Regions from separate parts of the Homo sapiens genome. Here region 2 is linked to region 1. Evidence: chromatin contacts called from ENCODE Hi-C or POLR2A ChIA-PET data. All regions are on one chromosome and are shown on one strand. The core of a region is the stretch at or near the end of the contact, and the rest is flanking DNA. Distances in the headings are between cores, read along the strand shown.

Evidence for each region. A loop is a pair of places that touch in the nucleus more often than their neighbours do. ChIA-PET counts read pairs that join two places held with the same protein, here RNA polymerase II (POLR2A). Pooled maps may share reads with other maps.
Region 2: a pooled map shows a loop between it and region 1 (10-fold over the local background). The contact joins the promoter of SLC27A2 here to the promoter of GALK2 in region 1. A Hi-C loop is called at or near these places in 4 of 50 pooled maps. POLR2A ChIA-PET finds 5 or more read pairs at or near these places in 2 of 52 experiments (OCI-LY7 and activated naive CD4-positive, alpha-beta T cell).

The regions. Positions count from the first base shown.
Region 1 is chr15:49,168,052-49,171,638 of GRCh38, reverse strand. GALK2 (galactokinase 2) reads right to left here and starts at 1,392. Exons shown (of 10, transcript NM_002044.4): 1 at 1,264-1,392. The coding sequence starts at 1,316. MIR4716 (microRNA 4716) reads left to right here and starts at 2,486; the gene lies at 2,486-2,569. RefSeq lists enhancers at 1,205-1,444, 1,076-1,980.
Region 2 is chr15:50,180,164-50,183,750 of GRCh38, reverse strand. SLC27A2 (solute carrier family 27 member 2) reads right to left here and starts at 1,555. Exons shown (of 10, transcript NM_003645.4): 1 at 846-1,555. The coding sequence starts at 1,323. It also overlaps a transcript of ATP8B4 not described here. RefSeq lists silencers at 954-1,053, 1,324-1,663.

The DNA of each region.
Region 1 (3,587 bases), core at 143-2,642:
ATATTAAAACATTCAAAGACATTGAGAAGTAGTCCAAAGCTGTGCTGGACTCTATAATAAGAAATCATGCTTCTTTCTGGTAACTAAAGACACACTGTTTGCTGGTTTAAGGATGAAAGAACATTTTCAAGTTGTAGTAAAGTATAATATCATCAACTGACACACGGTGGTAATAAACCACCAAGTAGGAAGAGCTTAAGGACTTGATGCCAGAGAAAAAAACTAACAGAAAAAAACTGAAAACAGCAAAGGCAGAGGGCCGGGCGCGATGGCTCACGTCTGTAATCCCAGCACTTTGGGAGGCCAGGGTGAGCGGATCACTTGAGCTCAGGAGCTCGAGACCAGCCTGACCAACATAGAGAAACCCCATCTCTGATGAAAATACAAAATTAGCCGGGTGTGGTGACGCCTGCCTGTAATCCCACCTACTCAGGAGGCTGAGACAGGAGAATCGCTTGAACCTGGGAGGCGGAGGTTGCGGTGAGCCAAGATGGCGCCACTGCACTCCAGCCTGGGCAACAAGAGCAAAACTCCGTCTCAAAAAAAAAAAAAAAAAGAAAAAGAAAAAGAAAAAAGAAAGGAAGGAAGAAAGAAAAGAAAAGAAAAACAGCAAAAGCAGAGAGTCAGGAAAGCCCTTCGCTAATGTAGCAGGTGACAGACTTCATTTTATGAGACCTCAGCCCCATTAGTCAGAACGAAGTATTTCTACAAAGTACCTGTAACTGAAAAGATCCTCCCCGAGACATCACTAAACTATTAGTTACTGTGTAGCTAGGGACTGCCAGCAAATTAATTCCCTAAGTGACAGTTCAGAGATTCTCGTGTTTTTGTTTTGTTTTGTTTTAAAGAGGATGCAGACACCAAGAAGGTTTTTGTGTTTGTTTTCAATTAATATTTAGAAAGAAGACTTTTAAAAAGCAGTATCAACTGGCATGCGAGACAAAGAGAGGAGTTCAGTGTGGATATGGGCATTTCTGCTGAAGCCCAGTAGAAAGAGTACACTAATTACAACAAGAAAAGGAAAAGAAGAATCTGCATGGATGAAGAAAAAAACATACAACCCTTCGTAGTAGTCAAGGTAGAATGTGTTTGCGGCGTGATCTTTTTTGCAAGCCCAGCCACGTGTCCTTATAGAATCCCAAGGGTTCCACTTGCTCCCCGGGACCAAAAGCAGCGCCCCAAGGGAGGAGCCAAGTGCTGTGGACCCGATCTACACGTAGCCAACCCAGCAGATCCCAAAGCCCGGCGTCTCCTCTCCCCCACCTAGGATGTTCTGCCACCTGGACCCGACGCGTAGCAGGGCTCTCTGTAGCCATATTTCGCTAGATCCTTCTTTCTCCTGTAGTTTCAAGTGTCTAAGCAAAGCTCCCAGAGCAATCACGAGACTTCTGTGACAGGAGCCGTTTTCTTCCGGGAGATAAACAGCTCCCGCCCTGCGGAAATCCTGCAGCTTCGCTGAGGTGGCTGCTTCCAATCGGCCCCTCCTCTGGCTCCTCCTCCCTGGACTCAGCCAGGGTTCCCTCCAAGCAGCAGTCAGGTACAGCCTCCGTCCTGCTCTTAGCTCCCAGGGAGGGACTAGGGCCTCGCAGGAGCCCCTGCGCAGAGCACGTGCGAAGCTGACTAGTGAGGTTTTCTTTTTGCGCCCTGTGGATGTCAGAGAACAGTGTCATAACCTGGCGCCCTACATACACCTAGTTTCTGATCTGTCTCGGGCTGCGTTTTTTTGTTTGTTTGTTTGTTTTTTAGTTATGGTTTTGGTCTTTATTGTTCAGCAGCTACTCCCCAAACAACACTAAAATGTTTAGCTATTGCTTCTTTGCGGATTACTTCCAAATCAAGCAACATAAAATTGATGTATCACTTGATTTAAATAGATTTGCATTTATTTACAGGTTAGAGGCATTGGTGGGCCTTCCTAGAACACAGTAGTGAAAAGACGGAAACACATGCCTTTTAATGTGCAAGACCCCTTAGCATCCAGTTAAACCTCTTCATTTTTCACTTATCTAGAGAAATCCTAGATGCCCTATCAAAAGTACACTATCCCTAGTACATCACTAACTTTTCCTTCCTTCATAGTTCTCCTATTTGCTTATGTATTTATTGTGTCTCTCACCACCTCCATCATCACTACCACTAGAAAGCAACTGGGGGCAGGCAGATTGGTTTTTAATGAATAGGTAAGATAAACTGAATGAACGACGAAAGGTGAAATGATGTGCCTGAGGTCACAGTGATCATTGGGAACAAAACTGGAATTAAAATTCAGATCTATTAACTCTCAATCTAGTGCACTTTGCACCTCAGAAATATTGAGATTAAACCCAAGCAAAGACAGCTAGCAATAAACCCATTCCAAAGTTTCCTGATTAAGGAAGTTTGAGCCAACATGCCCAACACACTAGGGGTAGTAGCATAACTCAGAGAGATTCGATAAGTTGTATACATCAGTAAGTTACTGCTCCAGAATTTCTATATGTATATGCATACTTTGTCTCCATGTTTCCTTCCCCCTTCTGTATACATGTATACAGGAGGAAGGGGGAAGGAAACATGGAGACAAAGTGTGAATGGACAATAAAGCATAGCCAAAGAGTGGCAGCCCCTTGGCACCCCGTTGGGTTATTACTGTAAATGATACATCAAAGAAACAAAGTTACTCTGGTCTCAGGGCAGCTTTCTCACTATTATTTCAGTCCCTCTTTATCATTTTCAAATGAATGAATTATATCTTCTTGTTTCTGGGCCCCAATAAATCCCAGTTTGATGTTCATTTTGGTTTAATTTTGAGTAACAGGAGTCATCACTGTCACTTGTAAATAGTTTTAATAGGGAGATAACCTAAATTTTAAAAAAAAATGTAAAATGTTTAGGGACATCAGTAAATACAGAAAAGAACAGAATCTTTTTTTTTTTTTTTAGATGGAGTTTCGCTCTTTGTTGCCCAGGCTGGAGTGCAATGGCATGATCTCTGTTCACTACAACCTCCACCTCCCAGGTTCAAACGATTCTCCCGTCTCAGCCTCCCAAGTAGCTGGGAATACAGGCAGCCGCCACCACACCAGCTAATTTTTGTATTTTTAGTAAAGACGGGGTTTCACCATGCTGGGCAGGCTGGTCTCGAGCTCCTGACCTCAGGTGATCAGCCCACCTCGGCCTTCCAAAATTCTGGGATTAAAGGTGTGAGCCACCGTGCCCAGCCCAGAATCATTTTTTATTCAGATGTTTCTAATATATTCTTTTGCATTAGTTGAAAAATAACAAATTTTAAAGTTTTGAATTTTTTTAACAGTCCAAAATAAACTCATTTTATACAGGGTTAAAAAAAAATGACTGTAGAAACTGTTTCGAAAAAGAATACTTCCTACTGAATATGTACTTGATGACCGAACATTAACTTTGCTAAATGAAACCAGATGGCAAATCATTAGTTTGGACCTTGGATACATTGCTATTGCAGTCTCAACAAAACCGATGCAGACTAGAAAGCACCTTACAGAGCAATTAGTAAAGCATCCTTTTTTGAAATGATTGGCACAAAGTAAAACAGGATTAACAGAGCTAGAACTAAAACCTAGGTCTCTAGA
Region 2 (3,587 bases), core at 306-2,805, 1.0 Mb before region 1:
TCTTACTGACTGAGAGAAGGAACCCTTGGTCCTTATTCAAGTGCAGAGACAAGCTCTCTGGGAGGGGAAAGCCATCAGCCCTGTGAGTAACAGGTTCTCTGTCACTTCCTGACCTTGTCATCACTTAAGTTACTGTTTCAAGTCTGGCTGAAATGTGGCAGGAGCTAACCACAGAACTGAAAGGGTCACTATTGTGATAGATGCAGTGGGGGCTCACAACGGTCCTGTAGCAGATCCCCAGTATCTTCTCCCTGGGGATCAGGTGGGGTCACCTTTGTTCTGCAGGGAGGGGACAGGATGCTAACAGCAGTTGAGAGCTGGAAGCAACATTGAAGCCTGCCTCATTAGAGAGGAGCAAACCAAGGGACAGAGAGGAGAAGTGACTTTCCCATGATCACACAGCCAGTCAAGCAGCAGAGGTGAGAAGAGCCCCTCTGGATCCACTAGAGTTCGCACTCAAGATCCTCTGCATTTTAATGCAGATGTTATAAGTATTGATTAAGAGCTTGGAATTTGGAGATAGATGGCTGGGCATGAGGCTTCACCTCTCAGGACCTCAGTGGTCTCATCTATAAAAGTCCTATAACAAAGCCTACCCATTGTGAGGATTAAAAACCACACTGCCTGTAGAGTGCTTAACACAGAACCTAGCACATTATCAGCTTCCACAACAGGTGGTCCTAAAAGATCATTATTTGCGATTCAAGGAAACACTGCCAACCTTTTTCTATACCTACAGTTCCGATCTGAACCTCCCTCTGCGAACCCCTTATGCCACGCTGTGGCTCGTCAGTCAAGGCGCCGAGAAGCCCTGGTGCCAGGGCAGGGCGATCCTCGGGGCTCACCTGGCGACACCAGCAGCACCTTCGCCCCGCAGCACTGGAAGCAGTGCAGCAGGGACTTCGCGCGGATGTTGTAATTGAGGCACGCCATGGCACAGCCCAGCTTCACCAGCCCCAGCCACAGCCACACGTAGGCCGGCTCGTTACCCATAAGGAGCGCCACGCAGTCTCCCTGGCGCAGGCCGAGGTGGTCGTGCAGCGCCCGGGCCACTTGATTGCTGCGCCGGTCCACCTGCGCGTAGGTGAGAGTCTCGTCGCGGAAGAGCAGAAAAGGCTTGTGTGGCGTCTGGCGCGCTTTCTCCAGGAACGCCCGCAGGATGGTGCGCGCCGGCCGCCGCTTCCCGTAGCTGCGCACCCTCCGGCCCACGGCGGCCACCTTCAAGAAGTAGCCTATGTCCTGGAAGAAGTATGGGCAGCAGAGGTTCACCAGGAGCGGCAGGAACAGCAGTCCCGCCAGGACTGTGTAGATGGCGGAAAGCATGACGGCTGCGGGGCCCTCTGTCCCAGCGAGGGCAGAGGGTTCACCCCGGGCGTGCAGCGCGGCGACTGGGCGGGCTCCGGGCGGACTGGCGGGCTGCGCCGGGGCGCACGCGGCGGGACGCCGGGCTCGCGTGAGATGAAGGGGAAGACAGAGCTCCTCCGCTGCAGGTACCGCCGCGGGCTCCGGAGCAGGTGTAGTCGTATGCGCGTTGCCGGGGGTTCCGGGCAGGACTGGCCGGCTGAGCCCGCCCCCTTGTGGGGGGCAGCCACCTGCTCTCCCGGCCCTCCCACGCGGTCCTCCCGGGGCTGGGCAGGCTGCCCTGCGGCTCACCAGGAGCCTCGGCCACTTCCCAGCTCGAGTCTGGAGGTCTGGGGTCAAGTCTGGACCTCCTCGCGTTGTGACCGAAGTACTTTACCTCTAGGAGCCACGGTTTCTTTAAATGGTGATGAGACGCGCTTAGCGGACGTTGGGAATATTAAAGGAGATATTGCAGGCGTGGGGCTATTATTTGTTACCACTAATAGAATGGCTTATGGAGATGACACTGTTATTACCGATAAAGTGCCTTATAAATGTCAGACAGTCCTATTATTTATTAATAGCGGGTACCAGGTGCCACTGCCAAACCAGAATCTCATCTCTCCTTCCTGGTCCCAAGGGCTTTCCGCCTGGTCTCTCTTTGTTTCTCAGATTTGCTTCCCAGCCCGACTGCCAGGCGGTCTCCTGTAGCGAAGGCTTCAAGGTTGAACAGAAATGCCTGTGGCAGTCACGTCCAGCTCATCCCAAGCCCTGCCAGGTGAGTGAGGGCAGGACACTCTAACCTAGTCGGCCCTGCCTGGTCGGGGGAGTCCTGATTTCGTGAAGAGCAGTGCTACACCGCACCACCTGAAATCAAGCTTTGACATTATTTTACGATTTTGTTCTGTTAAGTGATCCTGCTGTTCCCTCATGTTGAAAGTTGTCAAGTGTTGTCAGCACAGTTCACACATTTAATAAGTGGCTCTGTCAGAGAATAGTATAGTACAGAGGACATTGAGTAAGTGGTATTGGCATGACTCAAAAACCATTTCTTTTAGAGGAAATGTGAACCTTTCTTTTAATTTGCCTTAGTGCTACTTCTGTACGAAGTGAATGCTCACTACTTGCCACTGAGGAGGGTCAGGATCTAAGTAGTGTTTTATTTTCATCCTCTACTGTCCTCCTGTGTTCCTCTATCTTAATTTGATACGATAAATACAGATAATGCTTATTCCTCCCAGACACGCTGCTAGGAGCTTCCCTATGTTACATTTTGGGAGCCTGAGTTATTTTATACAGGTGGCACTTTCATGCTCATTTACAGACAAGAAAGGGAAGCTTAGGTGAATTGAGACAGCCGGTAAGTAATTCGTGGGTTTTGGAAATGGTATCTGTTTGGTCCCGGGGAACCAACTCTTAGCTTATTCTTAGTAACTATACTATGCTGTCCTCCTATTCTCTAGGTTTCTGTCCATGTCCTCTTTTTTTTTCGGTGTGTGTAAAACACACAAAAATGTTTCACATTCCCTCCAGGCCACCCCCTGCCGTTTTTTAGCCTCCTTTTCGTATCCCTAGTAACTGCGCAAGCAACCTTTCCCTTTTCCTGACTTTTTCATTTCTGATCCAGCTACCTGGTTGCATCATTTCCCTGGGGATGAGCTGGGGGCCTTCATCATCCCTGAGGAGAAAGCAGTAGAATTAACCAAAGTGAGGGCCCGACAGAAACCATTCTCATGTGCACTTCTTTCATGGTGAAGCTCAGAGCCAGCCCTTCCTTTTTCATCCCAATGCCACCCTCGTCCCTTGATGGCTAATCGCTTCTGTGTAGCCACCTGCACCCCTCTTCTCTTTTCCTTGAACAGCTACTGTCTACCCAGAGTGCTAGATTACCACAAGGGTCCACTTTTTCCCCTCTTATTCTGAGGATCACTTTAACCTCAGTTACAAGTAAAAGAAAACAAGACCCAAGCTAGCTGAAGCAGAAACAGGAATTTAAGTAGTAACTGGAGAGTCCGGGGCTAAGACATCAAGGATTTTAAATGCTGACACCTGGATCTAGTTTTGCTTTCACTATTTCTCCTCTGCACCTCCTCTGTTCTCATTCAGGCTCTCTGGTTTTTGTCCAAAGATGGCTGCCAACAGCCCTTAGGGGTACATGCTTTCTGGCTCAACTTCAGAGAGAAGTACAGGAATCTTTTTCTTAGGAGTTCTCATAAAAAAAAAAATCCCTGACTGGATTATGCGCC